Linked DNA regions of Mus musculus: all the other regions are linked to region 3. A link is a loop called in an ENCODE intact Hi-C map of the cell type or tissue named here. Cell type or tissue: left cerebral cortex. All regions are shown on one strand.

Region 1 (5,000 bases), 690 kb before region 3:
CCAGCTTGCAGCTGGTCACATCACTTGGCAAACGGGAAGCAGAGAACTTCAGCAGAACGGAGGGATAGCCTTTGGAACTCTAGGCTCTGGGAGGCTGCATCAGCCCTCAAGTCTCTATGTCTCAACGTTTCCAGATTCCCTACCAGCTTGGAACCAAGGGTTCAAAGACATGTCCCCACATAGATGACATTTCACATTCAGGCAATATCAGTCTTAGCTGAAGTAAAAAAAAAAAAAAAAAGAAGAAGAAGAAGAAGGAAGAGGAGGAGGAGGAGGGAGAAGAAGGAGGAGGAGGAGGAGGAGGAGGAGGAGGAGGAGGAGGAGGAGAAGAAGAAGAAGAAGAAGAAGAAGAAGAAGAAGAAGAAGAAGAAGAAGAAGGAGAAGAAGAAGAGGAGGAGGAGGAGGAAGAAGAGGAGGAGGAAGAGGAAGAGGAAGAAGAAGAAGAAGAAGAAGAAGAAGAAGAAGAAGAGAAGAAGAAGAGGAGGAGGAGGAGGAGGAAGAGGAGGAGGAAGAGGAAGAGGAAGAAGAAGAAGAAGAAGAGAAGAAGAAGAGGAGGAGGAGGAGGAGGAGGAAGAGGAAGAGGAAGAGGAAGAAGAAGAAGAAGAAGAAGAAGAAGAAGAAGAAGAAGAAGAAGAAGAAGAGAAGAAGAAGAAAATAATGCCCCCTTTGAAGGCATGTCTTTTAAAAAACCAGAGGCTCATACTCGGCTGTTTCACAGTTCTCGAAAATGCCCACCTCCTCTAATGGCTAACAGCTTCTGCCTCCTGAAGAAGCCTGGCTAACATTCTGTCTGCTGATGGGCTCATACTACTCATACCGGTTTAGAAAGCAAAGGCATTCTTTGTCTCTGTGAACTTCCCTTATCCTCATTTTTTATTAAGACAACGGTTCTTGTTTTTGCACCGGGGATAGTCAATCTAGAAGGTGCAGAAAAGCGTGTTAACATGACTTAAAAATATTCTTCTACAGTGAGTAGTTGGTAGCTTCTGCGGGGTTATACCCAAGGTGTTAACAGTGTCATGCTAAACATTAAACTTGTATGCATCAGTTTGTGCTCCTGATATAATTGGTGTCTTGCTAACTTCCTTTAAAAAGCATACTGTAGCTTGTGTTTGAGAGCAGGCATTCCGTCTACTAGTATTGGCAGAGTTGTGATGAGAGAGCATGGGTAGGGCCAGAGCTTTTCATTTGATTTCAGTCATGTGTGTTCTACCTGAGATGTTTCTAGCATCGCAATGCTGGTGTTGTTCTTGAGGACTGGGACTTTGACAAACTGGGGTTACTGCAAAGCTAGAGGCTAAGCTGACTGGTGATTTTCTGGAGGGCTCTGCTCTGCTCCTTTGGTCTCTCTGCCAACTTCAGAATGCTTCTCTTCCTTAAAATGCTTAGCGATAACCTGGAATTTGTTTAATTGCAGAGTGGAGTGATTTTGCCCCCCAGCACTTGGAGATAATTAGAACACGATGTAGATTGTGTGCTCTGTCTAATGTGTAATTACAGCTGGGCGGAGACAACGGATTTTGGAGAGCAGGCCTTTGTCACGTGGCGGATCTGATGTCTTGAAAACGTGGTTTTGAAAAGTCCCACTTAACTTGTTTACTATCATGAGCTTCCATAGGACCTCACATGTCCGCTGTGTGCTCTTTGAACACTGTGTGATTAAAGGTGACTACAGAGGCTCCTGGCGTTGAAGGAAAATGCTTTTTCTTTTTTTTTTCTTTTTTCTTTTTCTCTTTCTCTTTCTTTTTCTTTTTCTTTTTTGGAATGATGCCCTGTCTAGTTGGACCCCAATATCTTTATGATGTGATGGAGATGAGGCGAGTCGATAAGACAGGTATTGTCAGAGGCCATAAGATTTCAAAAATGAGCCTCTCAGGAGCAAAGACAGAACATCCATATTTTTTCCTTTCTCCCCATAAATCTGCTACCAGATGTGAGTATGCATTTCTAGAGGATCTTTGGGGTCCCCATGATCACATCTGCTTTCCATGAGGAGGACATTGGGAGTTTTCTTTTCACAAAGCCTGATCTAAATGAAAGGAAGTGCAAAACACTTCAGATTGATAACAGCGGGGCGGGATGATTGGTAAACCGTAAACCGTGGAATTTACTTTGGCATTTTGAAGGTGTTGTCATGCCAGCATGCACATCCAGACAGGATGGATCTCTGTACTTGGCCACTCAGTGCAGGCAGCCAAGGTGCCAAACTCTAGAGTATAGAAGGCAGACAGCTCCCTGAAGATTGTGTTCATAAAGTACCAGAAACACACACACACACACACACACACACACACACACATACATATACCCAAGAAAAACCCAAGAGGTTGGAGTTTCAAATAGCATATTTGGAATTCTGCTGAAATACATTAGAAACAATAATATCTCACGTGTATGAAGAGGTAGGCTGTAGACCCTTTGGGAGGGTTTGAAACATGGTAACATCTCTGTTTGGGTTGGACGAAGTCTGATCCACCCCAGATCAGAGACAGGCTGGGATCTCTTAGCTCTGTTTTGGCTGAGAACATCTGTGATTCTGGGAAATGTAATTTTCTCTAAAAATAATTTATTTCATTCTGGTAGGATTTCTTGGCGACTTCATCTACAGCATAACATGCCTAGAACTTTTTATATTTTTATATTTTATGTTCTGTTTGTTACCTTAAATAATCTCCTTAATTTTGTTTAAAGACTACAAGACTTAAAACAATTGACCTTTTACTTTTTTTAATGGCATTTGGGTTTTAAAATGAGGTCATCTGATTTACCGGGGCAGAATTTTCTAGCAAGCTGCATTTCCGTTTTTATACACAAGGGAGAGCTAAGGCCCTAGAAAATAGATGTAGGTTTCACCACATTCCATCTTTGGGTGGAAGGACTGAACTAATTAATGGCGTTAAGAGCTGTGAATTACTGGGCGGGGGTGGGGGGGTTGGGGGGAGGGAATATTTGACAGAAGTAAAGGAATTTTAATAACTTCCAACAGCTTTTATTTTATATGCACTGGCCAGATATCTATAACAGCCATTTAACCCCAGTATGTTCCCCTTTTGTTAGAATTCAGCAGGGTAAATTTAACAGAAGGAATAGTCCTCAGAGGGCTGGCAGAAATAAACAGTAAAGGTTGAGAGGCCGGACAGACTTGGGGCAAATGATTGCTTTTCTTCTTTCTTCTTTTCTCTTCTTTCTTTCTTTTTTTTTAAACAAACAAACAAACAAACAAAAAAACAAAAAAAAAAACAAAAAAACAAAACAACAAAAAAAAAAACCTCTTAATGGCTAGAATTTCTGGTCTTGAATTTTATTGTTAGAAATCAGGATTTAAGCTGGGCATAGTGGTGCACGCCTTTAATCCCAGCACTCGGGAGGCAGAGGCAGGCGGATTTCTGAGTTCGAGGCCAGCCTGGTCTACAAAGTGAGTTCCAGGACAGCCAGGGCTACATAGAGAAACCCTGTCTCGAAAAAAAAAAAAACAAGAAAGAAAGAAAGAAAGAAATCAGGATTTAGCTCTCAAATCAAACTCAGTCATCAAAAAGAACTGTGGAGAATTGCCCTGGCCTTACACATACAAAGAAGCAGCACGTTCATATTCTCTTGAGAAGAAGTTGGGGGGAGGGGGGAATTAATTTGTTTCTATGGGGAAAGAAAAAAAGTTTGGAGATGTCTTTTTTTTTTTTTTTTCCAAATCAAGATTTGGTGTTTAATCCTGTGTATTTATTTAGATATATATATATTTTTTTTAAAAAGCAATAAGGCAAGTTGACAGAAGATGAATGTTAGAGTCAGGCAGATGGCCAAGTTCGGTGCCAGCCTGGTCTATCTAGCAGGTTCCAAGCCAGTCAAGGCAATATAGAAAGACTCTGTCTCACAAAACAAAACAAAACAAAACAAAACAAAAAAAAACAAACAACCCAATAAATAGTCTTTATTGTTGGTAAGGGTTGGGGCATGCACTGTTTGGGGAGAATCAATCAGGGCACGGTGACTCCATTTTCTCTGGGTGGAATGAGAAAGCCACTACATAAGGCCACTTTCTCTGCAAGCTAAGGCTTAGTGGCAGAGAGCCCAAGCCTTGGGGTCAGCAGGGGGTCAACTCCGCCTCATGACCTGGTAGCCTTTGAACTTCTAGGAGCTTTCTTTGTTTTGTTTTGTAATTTAATTTAATTTTATTTTATAAAATGTTCCACAAGGAGGGAGTCTGTGTTTGAATGTATCTCACACAAGAACCAGGATCCTAAAATGGGAGAATAGACTTTTAAGAAAAAAAAAGACTCAACAGTTTCTGAGAAATCCCAAATGGGAAGTAGGAGAAGAAAATAGTTCTGTTGTGTGTCCTGAAGAGAAGGTTTGGGTTAACGGGGAGAAAGCTTAGGGTGGGGAGCTTAACCAGGAGGGCATGCCTACTTACTGACAATGTCACAGCTTCTGGCCACGGGCATCTTCCACTCAAGCCAACCGAAGTTCACCCAACAGTTAACTAGCTCTGGCTAGTTCTCACTGAGCAGCTTGCCAGCTTACCCTCACTCAGCCAATGATGATCTTGACTTCAGTTTTCACTTTAGCCCGTGCTTACAGAAAGAATGTAAGGGCTGGCAGCCATGGAGTGCGAGCCCAGGCCTGCTGCTACCCATGTGGTCTTTGAAAGGCTTTTCTCCAGTGTGAGGAGGGCAAGCAGTGTTGGCAGAAAAGGGCAGAAGAACCAGAACCTGCCTGTATTCCAGCCAGTTCTGGGACTTCTAGCCCACAGAACCATGCAAAATACACATGTACTGTTTGTGAGCCCTTGCTTGGGGTCTCCAAAGGCAAGCAGGGCCAGGACTGGGAAAGCCGCTGATTATAGGCACGGGCTTGTCATTCTGGGACCTGAGACTCCTGGGAGGTGCTGGCTGTCGGCCAGGACACAGGGAAGCCAGGGATGTGGCTTTAGTCCAAACCTGACACCCCAAGCATCAGGGTGGGAACATGTTGACAAAAGTCTTGGACCCCAGAGGCCTAAGAAT
Region 2 (5,000 bases), 540 kb before region 3:
CATGGCTGGAGAACCACAGAGTGGTACCCCAAGTGTTTTTCTGATTACCACTTGATGTTCCTTCAACTCTTTTCATAGCCGTGGCCTTGTTGATACCCTTGGGCATGATCCTTGGGTCTAACCCTAGTGACACACAATTATTGCTTGCTGAACTTTTATCAGCTGTGGCCAGTTGATAGTTGGTAAAATTAGCGACTGGCTCTTTTTCTGAGTGCCAATCAAATGCCCTCAAAGCACACCACTTGAGGCACATACCACTCAGAGCACTTAACATTGATGATGGAGGGCCAGCTCAGATCCTCCAGCAGGAGGGAACACCTGCCTGGCTACCTGCCTGGATGCCTGCGGGAGTACCCACCTGGTCTTATTACACACGTGTTCCCTCACACACACACACCTCCCAACGTTAGAGCACTTGAAGTCCACAGCAGGTTCCTTTCCCCAGAAGTTCCAGGCTCGCTGGTATTCTGACAGGGGATGCGGCTGATCTCTGAGCTTTCATGATGGCCCTGTCTGAGGTAAGAGTGGCAAGGTGTTTAAAAGCAAGTTAGAGTCTGCAATTTTTTTTTTAATTGAGCATGAGAGAGCCATTGGAACTGAGTTTTTAATTAAAACAGAGCAGGCTGGCCAAGGAAGTAGAGGCTGCAAGCAGCCTAGTTCAGGGAACTTGGTTCCTGGTTTTTTGGGTTTTTTTTTTTTTTTTTTTTTTTTTTTTGGCATGATGGGGTCCCTCCTGAACACATCAGGCCGTTCAGCTGCCTGTGCTTGGGGAGTTCAAAGCACAAGCTCCCTGTTTATCAGGCTTTCCTGTGCCAAAAACTCAGTTTCAGCTCCGAGTCATTAACGACAATGTTCTCCCCACTACAGCCTTTACTGATGTTTCATTAACAAGACTAACAGTCCTTAGGAACGATGCTTCTGTGCTGCGTAGAAGCCCATGCCATGGGATTCCAGAACACTTCCTTCTCTACGTTTAGAACTGCTTCCCATACTTTTTTCCCCCACTGTGAGTTGAGTTGGTAAACTTGGTCACTACTGGTATTTGTTTTTTTTTTTTTCCCTTAGCCCAGGGTAGCTTGGGTAACCCCCCACCCCCACCCCCACTTTACCCCTCTTCCTTCACATCCTAAACATTTGCTGGTCCTGACTCATTCTCTGTGTTATTTCTGCAAAGCCTTCTTTGAAACTCTCTACCTGGTGTTCTGTAGTAGATTAGTAGTTGCCATTCATGTAAATAAATGTGAGTGGACGGGCAGAAGGATGGGCAGACAGATGGAGATCAACCAAGAGGAAGTCAATCTTTTAAGACAAAGTCTCTCCATATAGCCCAGATTTGTCATGAGCTATACATTATCCTACCTTGATCTTGGGGTTGCTCAGCCCATTCTATGAAAAAAAAAAAAAGTCAAAATAAATGAGACTTGGAAGCCTCAAAGGGCCAGGACAGGTGTTTGATTTCTAACAAAGGGAAAACTATGCTGTATGTATTGGGATTTTTTTTCAGGGCCCAATTCCCCCCCCCCCCCCCATAATTCCTAGTAAAGGGTGACCAAGCAAACTGTAGAAGGTTCCATGCAATTCTGTACGGTGAAGGGTTTTGGTGTCAGCACACAGGGGATGGCAAAGTTTGGAGAAGAAGAGATGAAAGAGGATGGAAGAAGCCATTAAGTCTGCTGACCACTCAGCTACAGCAAGGCCTCCCTCATAGCATAGTCATCTGTCACTGTGATGGCTTATATATGCTCTGCCCAGGGAGGGGCACGATTAGGTGTGGCCCTGTTGGAGTAGGTGTGGCCTGTCACAGTGGGTGTGGGCTATAAGACCATTATCCTAGTTGCCTGTAAGCCAGTCTTCCATTAGTAGCCTTCAGATGAAGATGTAGAACTCTCAGCTCCTGCTGCACCATGCCTGCCTGGATGCTGCCATGCTCCTGCCTTGATGATAATGGACTGAACCCCTGAACCTGTAAGCCAGCCTCAATTAAATGTTGTCCTTATAAGAGTTACTTTGGTCATGGTGTCTGTTCACAGCAGTAAAACCCTAAGACAGTTACATATGACCCTGATCTCTTCTTCCAACTTTCTTTTCTATTTTTTTTAATAAAAATTAATTTATTTACATCAAACACTCCCCGCCTCCTGGTCTACCCTCACGGAGACCCTCCCCCAACCCTCCTCTCCTCCTCTGAGAGGGTGACCCCTCCCGCAGATATTCCCCTACCCTGGTGCTTCCTCCAACTTTCTTAGTTCCTTACTCTTCTGCCTTTGCCTCACTAGGTGCCTCAAGAGAGGAAGGACAAAGTGATACCCACTGGGGTCCAGCCAGCCCATCATTCCTGCATATTGACCCCGGAGGCCGGTGCCAGTGGAATAGCAGTGTGAGGTTCCTACCTGTCTTTTCTTGGCCCCTGGCTCAGAAGCTCCTAAACCAGTGACCTAGAGAGGCATCCCGACTCTCGATGCCAGAGGGAAAGCCCTCAGAGAGATGCCACAGGAATTCCTGCTTCACCCTCAACATCCATTAGCTTTGTTTGCTTCCCATTTAATTCTCTGAAAATTCGAATCCCACAACCGCTACACAAATATGTTTGGATTATAAACCTTAAGATCTAGGCATGGAAATAAAACCCAAGTCTGTCTTGCCCATGTTTTCGGGCCCACTTAGAACAGTGGCTAGCTTTCCTTTCCTTAAGCATTTAGGATCCTAGAGGAAGCTCCACAAAAGGGTCTTGCTTTCTATTTTAAGATGTAAATGTCATCATATAATGTGGCATTTTCAGTAAATAGCTCTCTGCTTGCGTTGATATTTCTTTCCTTGTCTATTTATACAGATTGGCTGCATCTCGCCTCGCTGCCACATGCAGAACGGGCTGTGGGTAGTGGCGCGTTTAACATCTGCCTTATTTGTAGAAATTCAGGCTGCTTACAGGGCTTTGCCACTAGAGACGACATAGCCACAGAGATCCTTGAGCTTGCTCGTCGGTGGCTGAGTGAGGATGTTTCTATGAAGCATTAGACATTATAGTAGCTGGATTCTAAATTTTAGTGCACACCAGCAAATTATCCTTTGAAAGACCCCTTAAGGCAATTTCTAATTCCATCCGGCAGACCCTTGAGTACCATTTATTATTTTCTGGATAATATTTTGTCATTTCTTATATTAAAAATTTCATATTTATCATATATATATTTATTTAGTCAGTTCACTGTCTTCTTTGACAAATGTGTTCTGAGTCCCCTCTCCCTATCCTGCTTCATCCATAGACAGTGGGAGTTACAGGCAAGAAGGGCTTGTAAAGATAGCAGATTTGGGCCTTTTGGTAATGATGCATGCTTTTAATTCCAGCACTTGAGGGGCAGAGGAAGGTCGATCTCTGAGTCTGAGGCCAGCTTGGTCTATAGAGCAAGTTCCAGGACAGCCTGGATTACACAGCAAAACCCTGACTAAATGAAACAAAACAAAACAAAACAAAATAAAACAAAACAGAAGATAGCAGCTGTGTAAGTAGTAACCAGCAGTGTCAGGAAAGACCCTCTGCCTGCTGGGGATGCCCCTTACAAGGATACTCTGCTCTTGTCCCTAGAGAGCCATCAGATTGCCACTGCAGAACTGCTGGGGGTGTGTGTGTGTTGGGGGGGAGGGGCTCATAATCACAGGAGAGACTCTGAATCATTCCAGAGAAGGCGTGGCTAAAGGATTTGGGAGGTGTGGAGAATGGCCAACTTCAGTCAAGGGTAAAGACAGGGAGGCTTTACCCACTTCAGGGTATCTCTGGACTTGGCTGGGTACTACTACAGGCTCTGGGGGCCACAGTGCATTTTTCATCATCATACTTTGAGAATAATTGAATGGACAAGCATGAAGGGTCTGCTAGGACAGTGACAGTGACGACTAATAACTTCCAGCTCCATCGATTGTTGAATCGTTACGTTGTGAGCCATTGAGAAGAGAGTTGCCATTCTAACCGGGATATGCTATTGATTACAAATACATCCTGCTTTAATAGATATAAAAATGTGCAAACAAAGAGTCTTGGGTCCTATAAAATATGTTAATAAGTTAATTTATGGCAACAGTTCCCAACTCCGAAATACTTACTGTGTACACAATACTCTAAAACATTATCTTATTTAGTTGTTTTTACAAAAGTTTGATACCTCATCTTCTAAAACAAATAAAACTCATAAAACAAACTCAACACAGTGCTCTGACTTGCAGTGCTCACCAATTCCCATAGTGTAAATCCACCTAGATGGTCATTTTTGACATCTCAGTAGGAAACCACTGAATGTAGAGTAGGGAAGAAAAACCCAATCCCTGCAAGCCAATGGCAACTGGCCCAGACACTGCTGGAGACAAGGATGAAAATGAAAGGTTCAAAGCTCCACTTAGAATTGTTGTGCCCATTTTGTGAACCCCAAAAGACCACCAAGGAGCCAATTCTGATGCAATCACACTAGGGTCTCTATTACAAGCTTGAGCTTCGGCTTACTCACCCACTGCCTACCCCGACTCAGCAGGATGAGTTGGTGAAGCAACCCCAAGCCCTCGACATGACAAGGTTTTATAGGAAATGGTGAACAAATGAGGGGGTGACCAGCCTGGCAAGTGTCTAATTGAATGACTGTTGGAAGCCAAGAGGTGGGTGCTCTGAAGCAAAACCATGAACCATCACGAAGAGTCTGAAAGTACATCTGAAACAATCAGACTTATCTTTGGTTGACTGTTGCTAGGAAGTAGCTAGGGAGTAACCTGGGGGCTAGGGGGAGGAGGGTTATGGGCCAAGGACAAGCCTTGGAGTCCTTCCTGGTACTTGGATGCAACTTTGGTTCAGCTACAGGTCGGGTTTCTCTCAAGATGGAGTTTCAACACTGGAGAGCAACACCCAACTGTTACTGCCATACCACAGAGGAGGTAACCAAGGTTTAGGAGAGGTGACATAATTTGCTCAGGACTATGTAGCTAGTAAATTGAACTTGGCATCTCCTTGTCTCCATCAG
Region 3 (5,000 bases):
GGTGGCCATGAGCCACACTCAACACTCAAGCACACTAAAAATAAAATATGCAAAGACAGCTGAAGCAATGCCAATGCATAAAGTATTCATTAAACAAAAGAGTTTCATTCCACACTTGGGTCCCGACACTGAGCTAGCACTTGTCCATTTTTCAGGCCCCTGTCACCAACAGCCAACTACTCTTCCCTAAGAGCAAAGGAAACCTGAATTTTTATTTTTTAAATGGAATAATGAGCACACTCTACTCACAGTTTTAATTTTCCCTTGAATCAACTTCTGCAAATCACTCATGAGCTTCACCCGTTTTTCCTTGTCACAATCTTTTCTGCAGAGGAAGCACAGATGAAGTTATTTTAAACATGAAAACCAAACACCATGCAATACATGGTCACCAGTTCAGTGAGGTTTTTCCTTTGAAGGCAGCAAATCTTTGACATTAAAATTATTATTCTGGAGCAGCCAGACAAAAGCAATTTTCTCAGAGACAGAAACTCATCTCACAAGGTATAATTTTATGCATCAATCTAAATCTTAACAGCCAGAACTTCAGAAGCAAAGAAAAATAATAAAACAATCTCAGATGGCAAATACTTAAACATCTCAAAACCTAGCTGATAAGAAATTGTCCTTCATTTTCTAAGAAATCTTTCAGGATAGATATCAAATCTATTTGACTCTCTCCATTTCCATAAAGCTATCTGACACCATCCTAATGATTTCACACACGGCTACACTAAGCAGCCAGCCATCCTGCCACCATGACAGCAGACTGCCAGTACACAACCAAGAAACCAGGCGCAGTCTCTGCTGCCTAGAGCATGGTCTGTTTGCAGGACACCCCTTCTTGCTGCCCTTGTCTCAGACAGGATGCCTAGAGCACTGTCTGTCTGGAGGACACCTCTTCCTGCTGCCCTTGTCTTGGTCGGATAAGAGAGAAGTGGCTCTCAGGTACCTTCTCAAGCTCTCCCAAATGTGCTTTGCTCGAACCACGATGTCATAGTTGGTCTTGTCACTGAGCTGCCTGCTCTGCTTCAGCTCTTTCTTCTTCTTTTTGAAGTCATCCCACTTGGGTTTCTTGGCTCCTGATTCTAGATCCAGATTCAATGTGTTTAGCATTCCAAATACTATACCCGAATATGAAGTTAGTACAAAGGGCGATCACCAGAACCAATCTCATTCTAGAAGCTACAAGGGGAAACCATAATTTCCCAGAAGTTTTGCATTTGATCACAATTTTTAGCCAGTCTATACATTTAAAATGTATCTAAAACAATGTATTTAGTAGCTTTTTAAAAGACAAGGCTCTCACAGGCCAGCCTCAAACTCAGTAAGTGCATGCAACACCCTGACTGGCCACAGCCCAGCCATTTTAATGGCTTACTATTCTTAAGAGGACACCTAGTATGGGAACTGAACATGAAAGGATTTTAAAAGTGCCTACAAATGTGAAACACCATCTTCCGTTGTGAAAGAACACTCGACTTTAGAGCACAGACAACTGTGCCTTTAAGCCAGAGTTTCCAATGGAAACAAGTCAGTCCAGGTTAAAACAGGAAAAATAATTTGAGAAAGCCACTGTTCAAAAGTGGGTGGTGAAGCTCAGAGGTGGAACACTTGCACGTGGGATTCCTCATTCAATCCAAACATCACAAACTACCCAAACTCCACGTTCCAAGAGCTGTCATGCATTACTTAACTCTTAGAGCATGAGGTAGCTATGACTTACTCACCCCTGCCACACTAGGGAAGCAGGTCCCACACAGCAGGTCCGTGCCAAAGCCTCCTGTCACTGCTACGTGGTGGACAGGGACATAATCACCCACAATCACCTTTCACTCCTGACAACGCACAGCAAGCTTCTAAGTTCTCTACAGATCCATGCTATAAAGCTTGAGTGTCTACCTATGCCTGTGTCGTAATCTTCGAAAGCTGATTGCATGATCAGTTACACAACAGTAATACCCCTCAGGGGAGGAAAATGAAATGAATACTCCACTAGGGTATTATTAATGGCAGTATCTCCCCTGAGTCCTTTAGAAATTAGTTATTTCCAAGGTCTCCCACTCTCTGATTATAAAAGTGACTCAATGCAAAAACCAAAAGAATAAAAAGTAAACGAGTCATAATAAATCCTAGGTATAAATACCATGTATTTTTTCATCTTATGAGTGTTTTGCTACATGCATATCTGAGCACAGCATGTGTGCTTGGTGCCTGAGGAGCTCGGAAGAGGACACTGATCGATTCCCTTGAACTGGAAGTCTGAAGAGATGGGTGTGTGCAACCACGTAGGTGCAGGGACTCAAACTTGGGTCCTCTGCAAGAACAAGTGCTCTTACCCGCACAGCCAACTCTCCAGCCCCAGTAAGAGAAATTTTGGTTAGGAAACATGCTGTTGTTTACTTAAAACCTTGTGTGCTTCCTTCCTTTTACTTCAAGCTGCTGCCTGTCTTGGAGCAAGGACAGGTGGTCTCCGACAGGGTGGAGACCTGCGCGCCTTGGTCAGGGAGGCTTCTGCAACGGCTCTGAGACAGCTTACCATCACTTTCACCATCTGGCTGGAATTTCCGCTTCTTGCTGAATTTATTTGCCTTCTGAAATTTGTCCTTCGGTCCTTTGCCCCCTTGTGGCTTGTTCTTGAACTGCTTCACACCTTTCTTGCCAGGTTTTGTGGCACCTTTCTCAAAGTTCTTAGATGTGACTTTAGGTCCGCCTTCCTTAACAGCTTTCCTTGGGAATGTCTTTGAAGAACTAGACTCTAGCAGTAACAATGAATATGTGTTAGTTCACTGACTCTGAGCCTTAATCACCAGCATCCACTCAACTGCACACCACAGAGAATGGCATGCTCTGTAGAGCAACAGACAGCCTTACTCTTAAATATGCATTAACCCTTTTGAATAGATTCGTACTTAAACAATCAAATCAAAAGAAAACTTTCCGATTATAAAACTGCAATATAGACTAGTGATGTAGCCCCAGAAAGTAAAGGAGTTCACAATAAACTGTAATTTACCTCCTAGAAACAACCACTACTGTTAGCTCAGCATAGTTTTGCCGTTTTAAGCATATGCTAGAAGTTACTGGCTCTACCATCAGTATTTATACAAAAACCTCAATCAGTGGTTCTATAAGAGTCTAAGAACAAAATGAATATCACTGACGATAAGTATATCATAAAAATGAGTGAAAGTGTATTTCTGAAAAGGTCTAATTCTGTAAAAAAAAAAAAATAAATTAAAGCCTATAATAAAATTATTTGGTTAAAATTTTTGGTCAAAAAGCTTACATATACCTAACAAACAGGATGCCAATAACAATAGCTGACTTAAGACCATTAGGAGGGGAACATAAGACAGCTTAGGAAACAGTTATCTATATAGGCCTGGATGTTTCTACTCTGCAATACTGACACCTGATGGAATAACAGAGGTATCACCATTCAAAATTCAGAAGGCAAAAGCTGTCAAAATTAGCCAGCTCCAACTCACCAATGTTAAAATGAATTGTTCAGAGAATAAATGTGAACACCATGAGGCCACATCCACTGCTGACACAGAGGAGCTTTCAGAAATAAAAAAAATTCCTCGATTCTTCTGGCAATCTCATAGAAGTTTCATGAGGAACAGGTCAACTTGTGGACAGTAGCAGTGGCCTCTTTCTCCCACGTTTACTGTAATCCTAGCCCATGAACAGAGTGGCACCTGCCATAAATCCCCACCCCCTGCCCCAATCTAGGTAGTCACCAGAAGGGAAGCACCTTGGGAAAGGCCATCTTACCACTGTTCTTATGAAATTTATTCTTTCCTTGTGATGTCTGTGGACTCTTTCCTGTAAACTTTTTCTTCCCTTTGACTTCCATCATAGTACTTCTGAAAAACAAAAGCCAAAACCACAAAGAATCACTGACTTGCTCATCCAATAAGAGTCATTAAGTAGTTGCTACAGCGTTTAGTCCTTGAGTTCAGATGCCATATAAAGTAACCAGGCACGGCCTGGAGGCTCTCAAGTCCACCACGTATATAGTTAACCTCTAAGACATTAAAAGGAAAGTCAAAAAAGATCCCAGCCCAAGCACACCCTAGCTGGCTCAATACAGACCACTGTAAGAGTAAACACCACTGTCTGCAGCTTCTAACCTGGGAAGCCTTGGTGATGAGTAAGTGGATCTCTCGGCATCCACCTTACAAAGCAGGGACCAGAAATAGGCTACACTCAGCACATATTACAATTTAATGAAAACATGAAAACACACACACACACACACACACACAAGAAAGCTAAAAGAAAGGTTACTGGCCAACTCTTTTAGAGGTAACCAAATATCTGGCTGGCCTCTAAGTTACACAGAGCTATGTAATACTTTATTTCAAAGGATTTGTCTAACATGTCACCTGTTGGGTCCAGTGACCTTCACCTCCCACCAACTTACAAGCTCTGCAAGAAGCAGAACACATATGGACAAAAGGCAAGCATCTCCAGGCTCATGACTACAGTCCCCAAAGTTACATGCTCACCCATCTCTAAATGACCTCAAGAGTCACCTGTAGGAATTCCTAGACAATGTTTACAGATTAGAAACTTCCACAAGAATTAATTTCTTGTTGGCTATGTTAACACACAGTTGTAATCCTAGCACCTAGACTAAGGCAGAAGGATCACTGTTTGAGTTCAAGGCTACTCTGGGCAACATAAATTAGAGGCAAGTCTGGGCTACATCGTGAGATACTGTTTCAAAACTCAAAACAAAACAAGATGTTCCTTAGGACGCTGGAACATCTTGGGCAGGGGTCCATGTTATATTTGAGATTGAGAAACACTAAATCAAACAGCAATAGCCAGCAAGTAAAGATTTTCCAAATTCTCTAATTTGCTACTATGAACTATCCATTGCACAAGACTTCCTAAACCTAATAGAACCAAATTTGTCCAGGAAACACTCTGGAAAATGCAGTGGGTTTGATGCCCAGCAGTGTATACACAGGGTACAGATCTATAAT
Region 4 (5,000 bases), 190 kb before region 3:
AGCAGGAACATTTCCTAAAAATAAAAAATAAAAATTATTAAGTTGGTATTCCTAATGTTTATTTAAAAGACTCAAAAGGAAGGAACCATGTAGAGTGTTCTTTGGTTTGTTTCTTTTTGGAGAGTGCCTTATTTTCCATTATACCTTGCCCATATAGCTGATGTATATTCTCAGCTAGTGATATGACTTCAGCTGACATGCAATAGGTTGGTCTAGGTATAAACGCTGCCTTCCAAAATGAAATACCCAAGGCCAGCTTAAGCTTTTGAACACTGTCCCTTTAAGTGTCAGTTGTGGGTCTCATCTCGAATTAGTTTCGAGCCTTCTACTGTTTTCTTGGTCCTTTATTTCTGCTCTTACACATAGTATGGCTGCATCTTATTTTATACTGTGAAACTGTTTTGTCATATTTCAGAAACTCGTTCTCAATATAACAGCACTGTAGCTTTACAATTAGAAAGCTAAAGTTACTCATCGAAGATGAATATATTTGATTTGGTGATGAGAGGCTTGTATGTTGTCTTTTTGTTTGTATGTTTGTTTTTTTATAAGTGCTGATGTACTTTCAATGGGCATCCTCCCTCTAACAGGCAACATAACATGTAGTGCAGATGAGTTCACTTGCTCCAGTGGCCGCTGCGTCTCCAGAAACTTTGTGTGCAATGGCCAGGATGACTGTGACGATGGCAGTGATGAGCTGGACTGTGCTCCACCAACCTGCGGAGCCCACGAGTTCCAGTGCAGCACCTCTTCCTGCATTCCCCTCAGCTGGGTGTGTGATGATGACGCAGACTGTTCAGACCAATCAGACGAGTCTCTTGAGCAGTGTGGCCGTCAGCCTGTGATACATACCAAATGTCCTACCAGTGAGATCCAGTGTGGCTCTGGCGAGTGCATTCACAAAAAATGGCGGTGTGACGGAGACCCTGACTGCAAGGACGGCAGCGATGAGGTCAACTGCCGTAAGTAACTTTCCAGTTCAATTCCATGCGCCAACCGGAAGCCATTTGGCTGACTTCATTCCATCATTGTTACCTTCTTTCGTAGCTTCTCGAACCTGCCGACCTGACCAGTTTGAATGTGAAGATGGTAGCTGTATCCACGGCAGCAGGCAATGCAATGGCATCCGAGACTGTGTTGATGGCTCTGATGAAGTCAACTGCAAAAACGGTGAGGTTCTTTCTCCATTGTGTTTGGTTAGGCTATTGGCTACTCCTGTCAGAACAGCAGTGGAACTTTTCTCCTGTGTTTGAATTTATAGTCAATCAGTGCCTGGGCCCTGGAAAGTTCAAGTGCAGAAGCGGGGAATGCATAGACATGAGCAAAGTATGTGACCAGGAACAAGACTGCAGAGACTGGAGTGACGAGCCCCTGAAGGAATGCCGTAAGTGAGAGGGAGGCTTGCTCGGGGCCAGAGCTGAGAGGTTCCATTCAGCCCTAATGCTGTTTTGGACACAGCTTAGTTCTCTGTTGAACTCAGAATGAGCTAATTTTTAATAGTTAAGCTTGAAGATAAAGTATTTCAAAGTGGAATTTTAGCCCATGACAAACTAACTCAGGGTTGAGAAACCCCTTAAGATAGCTAAAAGTCATAGCAAAACTTGAGTAAATCCTTAATAACTAACTACCATCCAGCCTGAAATGTATATCTCCCAAACACATAATAAAATCTTTGAAAGGCCATCACCAATAGCCGGAGACTGAATGTGAATAAGACAACTATCAATTAAGAATAAGATGTCGCCAGGCGGTGGTGGTGCATGCCTTTAATCCCAGCACTTGGGAGGCAGAGGCAGGCGGATTTCTGAGTTCGAGGCCAGCCTGGTCTACAGAGTGAGTTCCAGGACAGCCAGGGCTATACAGAGAAACTCTGTCTCAAAAAACAAAACGAACAAACAAACAAACAAAAGCAAAACAAAAGAATAAGATGTCATACTAATTTGGACTCTGGGTTTATAAAACAGAAAACAAAATGACCACTAGGAAATTGGGAGGGAGATGTTTGTGCAGCATCTTCAGAGAGTTGGGTGGAGTGTCATGTTGGATATGATCAAAATACATTGTATCTGTATGTGGAAGTCTCAAAGAATAAATCTAAAACATTGTATTCAAAGCAAATAAATAAGCTATCAGATGACTCTGCTACCCTTTTATTCCAGATATCAACGAATGCCTGGTCAATAATGGTGGCTGTTCCCATATCTGCAAAGACCTAGTTATAGGTTATGAGTGTGATTGTGCAGCTGGGTTTGAACTGATAGATAGGAAAACCTGTGGAGGTGAGTTGAAGCAAAGAGCCTGGCCCCTGGCGGACACGGGAAAGGGCAACATACATCTAGTGAGGCATAGGAAGAACAAGACTAATTCTAATTTCCCTCCTAGATATTGATGAATGCCAAAACCCGGGGATCTGCAGTCAAATTTGTATCAACTTAAAAGGCGGTTACAAGTGTGAATGTAGTCGTGGCTATCAAATGGATCTTGCCACTGGCGTGTGCAAGGCAGTAGGTAAATAGACTTGGGCTGGTGTTGCTCTGGTACCTTTTTGAGTTAGTGATTCTAAAAGGTACAGTTGGTGACTGCAGCAGTCAACCTACACATAAAGTCACACCCCAGAGCAATGCTATTAAACTCTGAGTGCAGCAGGATAGCTGAAAATAAACCATCTTCCCACACATCTGCCTTGGTCCTTCCTTTTGCATAGGATACTGTGAATAGTCACCGTAGTTTCTTCCTTTCTGCTTCTAAAACTGAGCACAATTCAAACAAGTAACTTGTTTATCAGCCACCCTACTTTCGGATGCTGTAACCCCAAGACTGCCTTCCTAAACAGGGTGGAAATACTTGCAGGTCCTAGGGGAGGGGAGGGGTGCCTGGAAATCCAGGCTGGATACTACTGAGATGTTCAGCAGTATCTTTACAAGTGGTCCTCTGTGGAGAGGAGATGACTTAGAGGATCTTGCCTTCGAGCAAAACTAAATCAACCTGGCTTATGTCTTGCAGGCAAAGAGCCGAGTCTGATCTTCACTAATCGAAGAGACATCAGGAAGATTGGCCTAGAGAGAAAGGAATACATCCAACTTGTAGAGCAACTAAGGAACACGGTGGCTCTCGATGCGGACATTGCAGCTCAGAAGCTGTTTTGGGCTGATCTCAGCCAGAAGGCCATCTTCAGGTAACTTCCACTTGCACCCCTGATGTCTGGGAATCTACGTCACTGTCATTAGGTCTGTGGAAAGGATTGGAGTATGCATGGGTCTTCTCTTGTCTGTGACTCCTATCTACCATCTACTTAGCTAGGAGTTTTAAATTCAACACTGATTTATTTTTAGCTATTAAATGATCACCAGAAGTTACCTTGATAATCATTGATCATGATGTAAAAGGTGCCTATGCCTGAATATGACATCAGAATTTCTCCCCTTTTGTGGTTGTGAACTGAATTGTCTTGCTACAAACAGAAATGATAGCAGCAGCTTTCCCTCAGTTGACACCGTAGACCCAAGATGATGGCTACTGAGTTGAATATCTCTTTTCAAATTTTGCTGGGCTTTGAGCTCGTATCTAGAGTTCATATCCACAACTAGATAAGCTAAAGTATTACTAATTTTCCATCCCCAAGCAACATGGCTGAATAATTTCTGTGCTGAGCGATGGGGTTCCTAGAGTCTTTTCAGAGTAAAGTCCTTAAACATTTTGTAAGCAGAAAAGTCCATTTTGCAGGGTCCAATGGTGACAACTTTTAAATCTCTTGTGACCTATTCTGTTTCAGTGCCTCAATTGATGACAAGGTTGGTAGACATTTTAAAATGATCGACAATGTCTATAATCCTGCAGCCATTGCTGTTGATTGGGTGTACAAGACCATCTACTGGACTGATGCGGCTTCTAAGACTATTTCAGTAGCTACCCTAGACGGAGCCAAGAGGAAGTTCCTGTTTAATTCTGACTTGCGAGAGCCTGCCTCCATAGCTGTGGATCCGTTGTCGGGGTTTGTATTCTATGTTTTCCTTCACTTAGCCTTTTTGGGTGCAAGCCACAGAGGTTGAGAGCTTTTCTCAAAAAGAGCTCACTTGTCATAAGAATTCCCAGAAACAGAATTAGCTGGTTCAAGACATCAAGGACAGTGTTCATTGCCTGCCCCCCTTTCTCCTTTACACCCCCCCCATTAATTCTCTTTCTTCCCTGATCTCATGTCTCTATTCCTCTCTCTCTCTCTCTCTCTCTCTCTCTCTCTCTCTCTCTCTCTCTCTCTCTCTCACACACACACACACACACACATACACACACACACACACACAATTTATCTTTATAAAGTCTAGGATCTATAAATTTGTTGGCATCTTTCAGTGCTTAATATGATCACCTACAGTTGCCTCCATTTTCCTGAAAATTACTTCTTCTTCTTCTTCTTCTTCTTCTTCTTCTTCTTCTTCTTCTTCTTCTTCTTCTTCTTCTTCTTCTTCTTCTTCTTCTTCTTCTTCTTCTTCTTCTTCTCTATGGCTAACTAAAATTCCATTGTGTACCTGATAAATTTGAATGAAAATATTCTCTTGAAACCAATCATGATACATAATGAATGTGTACTAATGAAAATAATGCTGTGAGTGACAAAATATGGAGCCTCCCTGGGCAGCTCTTGTATGTGATGGGCCCTCCTCCCAGTCTCACTCCTTCTTAAGCCAGCTGTTTGGTGGCAATAGCAATGCTGTAGATTTCATGTAATACATAAACCTAAAGCCATATCTGAACCCTTTATCCACCCAACTTTCTCTCTCTCTCTCCCTCTCCCTCTCCCTCTCCCTCTCCCTCTCCCTCTCCCTCTCCCTCTCCCTCTCTCTCTCTCTCTCTCTCTCTCTCTCTCTCTCTCTCTCTCTCTCTCTCTGTGTGTGTGTGTGTGTGTGTGTGTGTGTTGGGGGGAGGGTTAGAGGGTGGAGAGACAGAGAGATAGATAGAGAGAGACACTTTACTGGGTTAGTTAGCTGTGGGTGCTCAAATCT
Region 5 (5,000 bases), 680 kb before region 3:
ATCCCAGCATGTGGGAGACAGAGGCAGGCAGATCTATGTGAATTTGAGGCCAGCCTGGTCTACAAAGCAAGTCCAGGACAGGCAGGGCTGGTTACACTGAGAAACCCTGTCTCTCAGCTCTCAGCGCGGGGGGGGGGGGGGGGGGGAGGAGGAGGAGGAGGAAGAAAATAATAAGTGGATGGTTACATGTCTATATTCCCAGCATTTTGGAACCTGAGGCAGGAGGATTTCTAGTTCAAGATCAGCTTGTTCAAGACCAGCTTGGGCTACATGTCCAGACCCCATCTTCAAATGAAGTAAATGGGGGTCAGCCTATTGGGTGAATATATCAATATTTTGCTGTTCCATCATTTGGGTGGAGATCCTATCCCATGAGCTCCCCAGCCTTCAGATTAACCCGTCTCCTAACTATGGGAGGCATTTGTTAGCAAACAGACCATTTGAGAACAGGCATGTTCTCTATGTGGGTAACTTCTTACACCAGGGCATTTCCTTAGTAACAGTGGATGGGGGAACCTGTGAGGATTCCTGAGGGAGCTTGTAGTCATTGGGCAGGACAAGACTGAGCGTGCCACCTGTTGGAACCCTGAAAGGCAAACTGCCAAAAATGTCCTGGCGTTATATGCTCTGTGCCGAGCCAGTGGCCGCGTGTACGGACCTGCCGTATATGGACCTGCCGTTTTTGAGATTCTTCTCCTCATTTATAGAGGATTCAGGGTCTGGCTTTCTAAAGACGCTTGTTTTAGTAAGGATACATACAGAATATTTGGTTCTCATCACTTAAAGTGCACATATCGGTAAAATGAAGTACATTAAAAATCTTACGCAGCTGTCACATCAGAGCTCCTAGATCTGCAACCTAGTTGACCACTGAGCTCCTGTCCTGTGAGTGGCACCTTGCAGTTTTTGGTCACCCCCCACACCCCATGTTTGGAGGTTTTATGTACACCTTTCTTAATACTTTGCTTTTGGAGACTGTAATAATCGAAACTGTAGCCATTGTCCCAAGTCCTGGGTCTGGAGTTCTGCCCCTGCCCTCCCCACCCTGGGACTAAAGGGCCTGGCAGCAGTTTGCTGTTACTTTTTGAGATTGCTATTATAAGAGCACGCCTCACAGTGGAACTACAAACTCATAAGAATGCTGTGATTTGGTTGTTAGTGTTACTCTTCCGGTTTGGGGATCATGTCTGTGTTCTTGGTGTTTAGGGTCTCAGCGGAAGGAGACCTAGCCTTTTAGGACATTACCCTTTGGAGATGTGAGATTTCCCCCAGAAAGCACCAGGTTGTTTGTAGTTTTTATTCACATCCTTTCTTTAACACTTAGCCTGATGGACACACACACACATACACAGTCTCTCTGCCTGTGTATGTCTCTGTGTCTCTGAATGCCTTCCTCCCTCCTCCCCTCCCCCCTCCCCCGTCTCTCTCTCTCTCTGTCTCCCCCCACACACCTCCCAATTAGAGACCCTAAAGGAAAAGCCTCTCCCATCACCACCTAGAGGGAAAAGAAAGAAATCTGTCAGGGAAGACATACTACAAATACCAGGTGTACTATCAGAATATGCTTGGTTTGTTTGTTTTTCTTTTTCCTCTATTTACCATCTATAGTCTAGTGATCTCCAGAATTCCTGCTTTACGTGTTTCCTAGAGATGGTTTGGGCCATAGTGAGAGGGCCCTATCACACTGCCGGGTGCTTCAGCGAGGAGGCAAGGGTGGGAACAATGGGCAGAGTGGCTTTTTGTTCTCCCGCCGCTGTTTACCTATTCACAATCCTGAAGCTGCTCCGCTGTGATGGGGGATGTCACGTGTAACTCCACCCCCGCCCCCACATCCCCCACCCCCTGGCTGAGAAGGAGCATAATGCCGGCTTTCGAGACCTTCCCTCATTCAGTGAAAGATGTAGTTGGCGTGTGTCTGGATGACAGAGAGGCACGGTGGAAGCCAGCACGTGTGGCTGATTATCGGGGCTACCATGTGCTTTACAAGCTCCGGTGTCTGCTCCGGAGCTGGTCCCTGCATGGCCGCCTCCCGGCCGTCCTTGTCAGCACCGCTACTTTCTTAAGAATCATTGGAGAGCAAGCCTGTCCCTCCCTCGCCTGTGCGTGCACATCCTGTTTCGTGAAAACGTATTTTTCTTTTAAGCAAAATTGAAAGAAAGAAAGGAGAGCGAGAAAGGAAGAGGGTGGGGGGAAGAAGGTTGCCATCCAGTGGAGGAAGGAGTAATTTCTAGCTTCATTCAAGGAAGAAAAAAAAAAAAGCACACACACACACACACACACACACACACGCAGGCTGAAGTATGCTTAACTCTTTTAACTTGGCTGGGGCTTTTTAGCACCATATGGGTTCTTTCGTGACGTCCGGACCCGAAAGAGTGCAGTGTGCCTTTAAGGAAAGAGGTACCTCACCAAACTTCCCTGTAGTTGTGCCTCACCATTTAGGTAGGGAAGGAAAGTGTTAATTTCTTATTTGTACACTTTTTTTCCCCCCGACTTCCTTCCTATTCACTTCATTAAATCTAGAGGCGGTTCAGCATGGGAGCCGTCTGTATGTTGAATTAGGGCTCGCTCTCTTGCGCAACACGTCACCAGTCGGAAACTGGGGGTTTGCTTCTGTGATTTATTTCATTATTGTGCTGGTAAAAGGTTTGGAAGGGAATTCTTTCTGGGGGTAGTACTTTTAGCATTGTGTTGCAAGTTTTTTTTTTTGTTTTTGTTTTTGTTTGGTTTCTTTTCTTCTTCTTCTTCTTTTTTTTAATCTCCCCCCCCCCCCCAGCTAAGTTGTCCGTTGAGCTAGCTTAACAAATAATATTTTTAAATCAGAGAAGCCCCCATAATTTCCCTTACAAGCAAGAGAAATCTTAAGTCTAACTCTTGAAGTGCGAAAAGCATCGGGAAATATGGAGGGAATTGATTTCCATTAGAAAAAGCCCCTTAGAAACCACAGAACATGAAGCCCTGCATATAGATGTGTTCCCGGTCTTTGGGGAGGAGGGAAGATTTCGGTAGCTCTCTGCATTCCTGCATAAAAACCTTAACTTAAGGGGAATAATGGTCAGTACTTTGTGTGTTTTCCTGTAACTCCAGAACGTAAATTTAATAGGAATCTGCAGTATTAGCAGTTGTAATAAACATTTGTTTGACTAGTTCTGTTTGCAATTTAATTTGTTTTCCTTCTTAGGTACTCACAGGCGTAGAGATTTAAAAGTCCAAATATCACAAGCTTATGTTTTGTTCCCCGTTTTTTTTTTCAGAATGGGGGGGGGGGTAGAACAGAAATACTCTTTTCACAACCTCCCCCTCCTCACGGATCCCACTGAAAAGAAAAAAAAAAAAACAGTGAAAAATTTTGCAGTATGAAAACCGAAAGTGAAGTATCACAGTTATTTGAGATTTTTTTTTATAGAGAAAAAATAACACTGTATTAAAATACAGGAACCTGAGAACATACACATTGCTTTTACTTACATGCATCTGGGGGGGGGGGTGCGGGGGCGGGGGAGGGCGCGGGTGTTTTTCTTCTGTGTTAAAATCGTTTTAGACTGCTCCAAAACCATGCAGCATATCTTTTCAGGGGAAAAAAAAAAAGACTAAGATGAAGCATAAAATACAACAACAACAAAAAATCTTTGCTTTAATCTTTAAAAAATACATTTGAATATTCATTTGTTTTCTTATTGGCTTAATTGTTAAAAATGCAAGCAAGATTCAGCAACCACCTGAGCTAAAAATCTCTAATTCTGCTGCCTGGAATAATAAGGGGGGAACAATATGATAAGTAGTTGTCAATATTAAAACAGGCTGGAGGAGGAAGGCTTGGGGCCTGGTCGTAGGTAGAATGAAACAGCAGATTTGAGTATCCACAACCCTTCCAGTATTAAATTTTCAGTAAAATAAAATTACTTGTATATGAAAACATAGCCTTTCCCAGCTCTCTTTTTTTTCCTGATCAGCTGATGAAGAGACTAGCAGCTCGCTGCTTTGCCGGCTTGTTAATTTTATCCCCACTAACTGTGATTTCCGATAGCCGGCCTGCTGATAGTGGTAAGGTAAATATCCTTTTTCGTTGCCGTCTTGAAGATTCAGTAGAACTACATCCCAGGCATGTGTAGGTGTGTAACACATCAAAAGCCGCTGGTCTCCGTCTTTCTGTGTGCAACTGGGTGCTGGAGGAGAGGGCTGTACCATTAACTGTTGACAGGCTTGCGTGCTGTATTTATGATTAGCATGTTCAGCCTCCAAGATAATGCGGGACCATTTCTTTCTCTTATCTTTGCTTAGCTGCACTGTGTTTAGCTGTATAGTGGGTGTCCTGCTTTTAGGCGAATGAATATTAATGGAATAACGGGGAGCGTCTTCTTCTTCTTCTTTTTTTTTTCTTCCTTTCTCCTTTTTCTTCATAACTCATCAGGTCTCGCCTCTTTCATAGTGGTTTTCTGAACACTGTAGGATTGTGATGGAGATTGTCTTTTGATTATTAAGGCCTGGGCTCAAGCTGTCCCTTAGGGGCCTGTGTGTGTGCATGTTGCTTCTATGGATTGGCACATTGCAGAGTGCATTGGAAACAGTTTTTGTGGTTTTTTTTGTTTTTTTGTTTTTTGTTTTTTTTTAAAATCCCATTGGCATTTTTAACATGCCAGGTTGTTTTGTGTTACTGTAGCAGGTTTTCTTCATAAAACCTTTCTTTTTTCAGGAGGCATTGTACATAAGTGAAAGAAATTATGTCTGAGCTGTAATCACTCTTTATATTGATTGTTATATTCACATGATCATAAATATTAGCCATGTTTGGTGCTGTGGAGAAATGAAGGTAATTGCCTTATGATTAGAGCTCTTTCAGCTAGGAGAGGATTGATTAGCATTTACATACTGGAGGCAATATCGAGAGCCTGAGGAGCAACACCAGTCATTTGTGTGAGAAAGCAATCTCAGGAAGAAAAAAAAAAAAAAGATAGAATTTTTAGATTCTTTCTTTTTAAAGAAAATTTCTTTTCCATCGT
Region 6 (5,000 bases), 580 kb before region 3:
TCAAGGCCAGCCTGGTCTACAGAGTGAGTTCCAAGACAGCCAGGGCTATACAGAGAAACCCTGTCTTGAAAAACAAAACAAAACAAAAAAATAGCATTTTTTTTACATGCATGAAGATCCTAAATTCTGGAAAAGAGAGAATATAATTGACCTTATATTATACCCATTGATCACTCATCCTGCTCCATCAGAACTGTGTGGAGTTGACAAGTGCTGTTCTTCAAAGAATGGTGGAGAGAGTTGGGGGTGGGGGGTCAAGAGACTGAGGCTAGATACAACTCAGTTGCTGGACTCTGTCAAAATTAAGAGGAAATGCTAAGATCCAAAAAACCGAGCCCAGAGGAGTAGCTCAGTTAAGTCGCTGCCCAGGCCTGACTCCAGGGCTAGAAACATAATCAATGTACCAGAGGTCATGGTAATGTGGGGTTAAGATTCTTCTTCATGGCCCTAACTCAACCTACCCTCCCATTCAAGGAATGAGTGACAACCTAAAGGTGGTCACTCTAATACCTTCTTCTTCCGCAGACTCAAACTTCAACCTCTCATTGTGGTCTTTTTCTCTGGCAAGTTTTCCTGTGGTAATGAAAAAAAACAGAATGAAAGAAATCTCTGTGCTTGCTGAGATTTGGTGACTATGTGCCAAGAATCAGTGTTCATGCTTGTTGGGAGGTAGAGCAATGTTTAGGCTTGTCCTCCATGGGCCTGCTGCTTCTTTCACACAGCAGCCATAGTCTTTTAAGCGGGCTAGAGAGATGGCTCAGCTGTTAAGAGCATGTGCTGTTCTTGGGAAAGACTAGAGTTCAGTTCCCACACAGAGCAGCTTACAACCGACTCACTTCCGTTCACGCGCATGTAAATACACACTTTAAAAAGATAGTTTCAAAAATATAAATGTATATGTAGCCACACACCCTTTTCCATAGAGCTACCTTGGTAGTGAACAGCAGATCCTAGAGATGTTCAGTTATCACAGAAGACTCAAAAATTACTTGTGGAGTCTGCAGCTATTCTTCTGGAGAGGGGAGCAATTAATAAACGTTAGCTCGTTAACGTTAATAAAAAGGCATCTTGCCACATCGCGATCCTGAGTTATCATTTATTCACTCTGGGTACCAAACATACACTTTGCTTTCAGTTAAACCTCTGCTATTGATGACTTCTGGGCTGTCTTTGGCATCCACAGTCTCCTATCTGATCTCATTATTTCGGATCTATGCATCCTGGCTGGCGGTATGTCTTTTGTCTTTGGTCCTCCCATCATATAAATGGGATTGTTTTATGGCTTCCTTTTTCCAGGGCCTGGGTTTTGTTCTGACTTAGTTTGCCATTTATGTTTAAGGGTAGAAATCTAAATCCAGGGTGAAGGTCTCCAGCTCCTAGGAGGCCCTTCAATGGGTTACCTCCTTCTGTCCCGGGTTGGGGGTTGAAGGGTGGGAGCACAGAGGGGCGGGGGTAGGGAGGGCGGTCCATTTGTCACTGCTGTTTCTATGGGGGCCTGGAGCTCAAGGTTCCAAGTTGGCCCAAGCACTTGGCAGACAAGCCCCTTGATTGTTGCTGGAGACCCCAGGTCAGTTTGGGGCGGAGCAAGCCTTTTAGGGATCCAAGAGGCTGAGACAAGCATGCTGATGAGGGAGAAACGTGCTAGGGAGAAGGTAGGCCTTGATGTATGCCCGAGTGGACAAAAGCTGTTAGTGTCAGCTTGATTTGCAAGATAAACATTCATGAGTTCGACTGCTTAGAAAGAGGGATTATCTACAAACCCGGGTCTGAATGGGAGCCATAAATAAGTGATTTCACACTACCAAGCAGGAAGAATATTCTGCCTCCTAAATTATTCTGAACAGCATGTTCGGCCCCTCCCAGGTTCCCACCAGTGACTAGCCCTGGGGCTGGGAGGTACTCAAATAATGTTCCTTTTGGCGAAGAGCCTCTGCCTCCTCCAGAGGCTCCTGGTTGCAGAGCCCTGCTGCAGCGCTTCTCTTCTTAAATCCAGTCCATGTTTTGCCTCCCACCGCCTCCGTGGCCCGTTTCAGGCCTGGGTTTATCCAGGCAGGGATTTCTCTCCAACCAAGAATCAACCAAGCTCTGCTTGGGGTTCCCAGGCTGTGCACGTTTCAAACGTGCTCGAATATTCATCAAAGGCATTGGGAGGATGTTTTATCTGCTTCCTAAGTAGGGACATGCTCCTAGCTACCCCATTTGTAGCTGAGTTTGCTCTGAAATGGAAATGCACCTCCTGATGCTAGAAGACCGCGTGGAAGGTTTCCCCTCCTCCACTCCGGGGCAACCGATTTCTCTTTCTTCTCTCTCTCTCTCTCTCTTTCTTCTCTCTCTCTCTCTTTCTTCTCTCTCTCTCTCTTTCTTCTCTCTCTCTCTCTCTCTCTCTCTCTCTCTCTCTCTCTCTCTCTCTCTCTCTCTCCTCCTTCATCCTTTGTGCAAGCTTTGCTGTGTTAACCCTGTAATGCCCTTTTTGCATGCGACACGCCCTTTCCTCTCTCCCTGTAGCTACAATGGGGCTTTCTCTGGATGTCTTGATGCCTCCTATACCACCGTTTTTTAAGGGAAGTGTTTTGTTTGAGAAGACATGGGAGAGACACTGTTGGATAGTACTGAAGCTTTATAGATTTATTTATGTATGCTGTATGTAGGTATATGTATCACACGTGTACTCCATGGGTGTGGAGATCAGAAGAGGGCATCAGATTCCCTGGAACTGGAGTTAACAGGTGCTTGTGAGCTGCCACAGGGTGTCTGAGGTCCAAACCCCCAAACCCAGGTGCTCTACAAAATCAGCCAGTGTCCTTAACCTCTGAGCTACCACTCCAATGGCCCCTGGTTGCTAAGGTTCTAAAGGGTATGGTCTAGGATGCCTGTAAAATATGGAAAGCTCACTGCTGCCTGCTGTCTGGCCAAGAATCTAGGCCTTTGTGGTTACTGTTTCAGTCCATCGTCGTTCCCCCCCCCCCCCCCATACTGACTCTGTTTACCTTGGCTGAGCCCCACTTAATTTGGTTGACTACACCTCTGTCTCTAGTTGCTGATCAGCGAGGGTCAGCCTTCTCTAGGTGAACAAGAATTCCCGAAAAGAAGCTGTGTCTTTTGGACACTGATTGACTGATTAGAATCTCAGTACTGTGGAGAGATTAGAATGCTGCAGGTCCAGAGGCTAGCTTATTTTGGGCTAGTTTAAGCCCTCTGGAACAGCCATTCCTTGCCCACTTATGTGTCTGAACTAACATCGGGTAACTAATAGAAAACTTTGGGAATCTAATAACTTAGCAGACCATTGCTCCCAATAACTCAGATCTGCGGATGCCATCAGATAACATCTTGGGCCTATAGAAAGCGTCCCTCTGTCTTGCTGTAACTACTTTTCTGATGTGCCCACTAATGTATTTTAAACCTACCGTGATTTATGACCTTCTTTGTTCTATAAAATTTCATAAATCTGTTTCCACTTTGGAACATAGAATTGGGGGTACCATAAATCTGTGTTCCCAGGCCATGGTCACTCTCAGTGGCTCCAGAATCAGCATCTGTCACTTGCTGTAAGGTGAGAGCCATTCAGAGCAAACAATAGGATGTCACAGAATAAAACTGAATGGCTCAAGCTTCTCCCCTACTAGGATGGTGCTCTGATGTCCGACACCAATGAATTTCTCAGCAGGCAGCAATTTCAAACACCTTTCTTCTTCTTCCTTTGGGACCCACAGTGCCACTGTTCTAAAAGAATACAGGCCTTCAGGCCATTCGAAAAAAGTGTGAGGGTGGGGAAGGAAGAAAGAGAAGAGGCAGCCAAGGTGAGACCAATGGCAAACAGTGGGGCCAAGGTCTGACCATGGTGCAATGGAACAGAAGAAGATTGTTTCTGGCCAACCATCCGGGGAAGGAGGTCTGGCACATTAAGACACTGTCCAGTGCCTGGCACGAGCTAGAGGTGAGGACCTGAAAGCTTCATTGAGGCATTGCTAGACAGGAGTCTGCACACTCTTTCTACAGAGGTGGATAAGACACAGGAGAGACTGTCCTGCTAAGAGCCAGTCTGTAGCTGGGCTTAGGGCCACTGTGAACCTAGCACATTGTAGGAGGCCTTCACCCACTTAGGCTCTTTGGAAGGCACACAGGTTAAATACACTCAGACTCTCGAGAACTCTGGTCCCCAAGGCTTAAAGAAACCTTTCTTCTTAGCAAAGTGCAAAAAAGTACATATAGCATGCTACCCTTTGTGAAATATAGGATGGGTGAGAAAAAAATATATATACATACATGCATATATATATGTATATACATTCATATATTTATGAAACAAAAAGACCAATGAAATTGGTCTTTAAAAGGAGTAGTGGGTCATATGAGAAGGACTTTGGTACAGCTTTGTTAAAAATGTTTTCAGAACCTTGTTGATTTTCAATGTATTTAAGTATTAAATAATAAGTGTGGGGGTGAAAGAAACCTCACAAGTTAAGAAAACAAACTTAACTGTATTTCAAGTGAATAATTAGTGCTGAAAGAGGAAAAACGTTGGCACCCAAGGGATTCAGGAACAAAAATTAGACTACACTGTGGCAGGATTTAGGTAGCATGCAGAATGAGGAGAACTGGGAATAAATACTAAACTCTTTTAACATGTTTCTTTCTGTAGCAGTATAGACAAAATGGCTGTAAAACTGCTTGGTACATTTTATGACAGTACAAATATGGGCAAACGCATTGATATCATTGAGAGCAGGCCTCTCACTGTGAGGGAAGAGATTTGTAAATGCAGAAAAAGGAAGACAAGCATATAGGAAGAATAGTCTATAACTGGAGCTGTGATTTCTGAAATACATCTGTCTATACCTCTATGTATCACACACTGTGTATACTGCTATGGCTTTCTCTGAAATGTCGCGTAAAGTCCAAGGTTTAAAATGCTTGGCCACCCGACTATGGTGCTATTGAGAGTGAGTGGGTCATTAGTAGGCGGGGTTTGGTGGAAAGGAGTTAGGTCATTGAGGGTA

What was found. Peaks named below come from ENCODE experiments on the same cell type or tissue, not always from the same donor. Only the 100,000 strongest peaks of a DNase experiment are listed, where the experiment ranks them.
Region 1: it touches region 3 in a loop (5-fold over the local background); 29 of 42 quality-filtered maps call a loop at or near these places.
Region 2: a loop joins it to region 3, with 4 times the contacts of the local background. A loop is called at or near these places in 5 of 42 quality-filtered maps.
Region 4: it touches region 3 in a loop (2.9-fold over the local background); 6 of 42 quality-filtered maps call a loop at or near these places.
Region 5: it touches region 3 in a loop (4-fold over the local background); 26 of 42 quality-filtered maps call a loop at or near these places.
Region 6: it touches region 3 in a loop (3-fold over the local background); 3 of 42 quality-filtered maps call a loop at or near these places.

The regions. Positions count from the first base shown.
Region 1 is chr19:26,729,183-26,734,182 of GRCm38, forward strand. The region is part of intron 27 of Smarca2 (SWI/SNF related, matrix associated, actin dependent regulator of chromatin, subfamily a, member 2); the gene reads left to right. Among named protein-coding and RNA genes, the nearest start is that of Gm46648, 92 kb to the right of the region's middle. In left cerebral cortex, a CTCF peak has its summit at 2,802; DNase peaks (open chromatin) are centred at 1,437, 2,497 and 2,818; H3K27ac peaks cover 553 bases.
Region 2 is chr19:26,885,479-26,890,478 of GRCm38, forward strand. Gm815 (predicted gene 815) reads left to right here and starts at 447. Exons shown (of 4, transcript NM_001033407.2): 1 at 447-518; 2 at 901-1,006; 3 at 2,277-2,377; 4 at 2,831-3,169. The coding sequence starts at 501. The coding sequence ends at 2,953. In left cerebral cortex, a CTCF peak has its summit at 2,929; a DNase peak (open chromatin) is centred at 2,908.
Region 3 is chr19:27,423,257-27,428,256 of GRCm38, forward strand. Pum3 (pumilio RNA-binding family member 3) reads right to left here. Exons shown (of 18, transcript NM_177474.5): 2 at 3,781-3,872; 3 at 2,540-2,758; 4 at 953-1,088; 5 at 250-325. The coding sequence starts at 3,865. Among named protein-coding and RNA genes, the nearest start is that of Pum3, 4.2 kb to the right of the region's middle. In left cerebral cortex, CTCF peaks have their summits at 2,638 (motif pointing left) and 3,422; a DNase peak (open chromatin) is centred at 2,604.
Region 4 is chr19:27,237,463-27,242,462 of GRCm38, forward strand. Vldlr (very low density lipoprotein receptor) reads left to right here. Exons shown (of 18, transcript NM_001161420.1): 5 at 591-962; 6 at 1,048-1,170; 7 at 1,262-1,384; 8 at 2,160-2,279; 9 at 2,383-2,508; 10 at 3,004-3,175; 11 at 3,773-3,991. All of the region lies in intron 3 of Gm35438 (a long non-coding RNA gene), which reads right to left. Among named protein-coding and RNA genes, the nearest start is that of Vldlr, 23 kb to the left of the region's middle. In left cerebral cortex, no CTCF peak of the experiment used is centred here; a DNase peak (open chromatin) is centred at 2,649.
Region 5 is chr19:26,745,899-26,750,898 of GRCm38, forward strand. The region is part of intron 27 of Smarca2 (SWI/SNF related, matrix associated, actin dependent regulator of chromatin, subfamily a, member 2); the gene reads left to right. Among named protein-coding and RNA genes, the nearest start is that of Gm46648, 75 kb to the right of the region's middle. In left cerebral cortex, a CTCF peak has its summit at 2,152; DNase peaks (open chromatin) are centred at 2,198, 2,955, 3,546 and 4,074; H3K4me3 peaks cover 3,418 bases; H3K27ac peaks cover 3,253 bases.
Region 6 is chr19:26,843,432-26,848,431 of GRCm38, forward strand. The region is part of intron 2 of Gm46648 (a long non-coding RNA gene); the gene reads left to right. Among named protein-coding and RNA genes, the nearest start is that of 4931403E22Rik, 22 kb to the left of the region's middle. In left cerebral cortex, no CTCF peak of the experiment used is centred here; DNase peaks (open chromatin) are centred at 2,044 and 2,545; H3K4me3 peaks cover 1,089 bases; H3K27ac peaks cover 897 bases.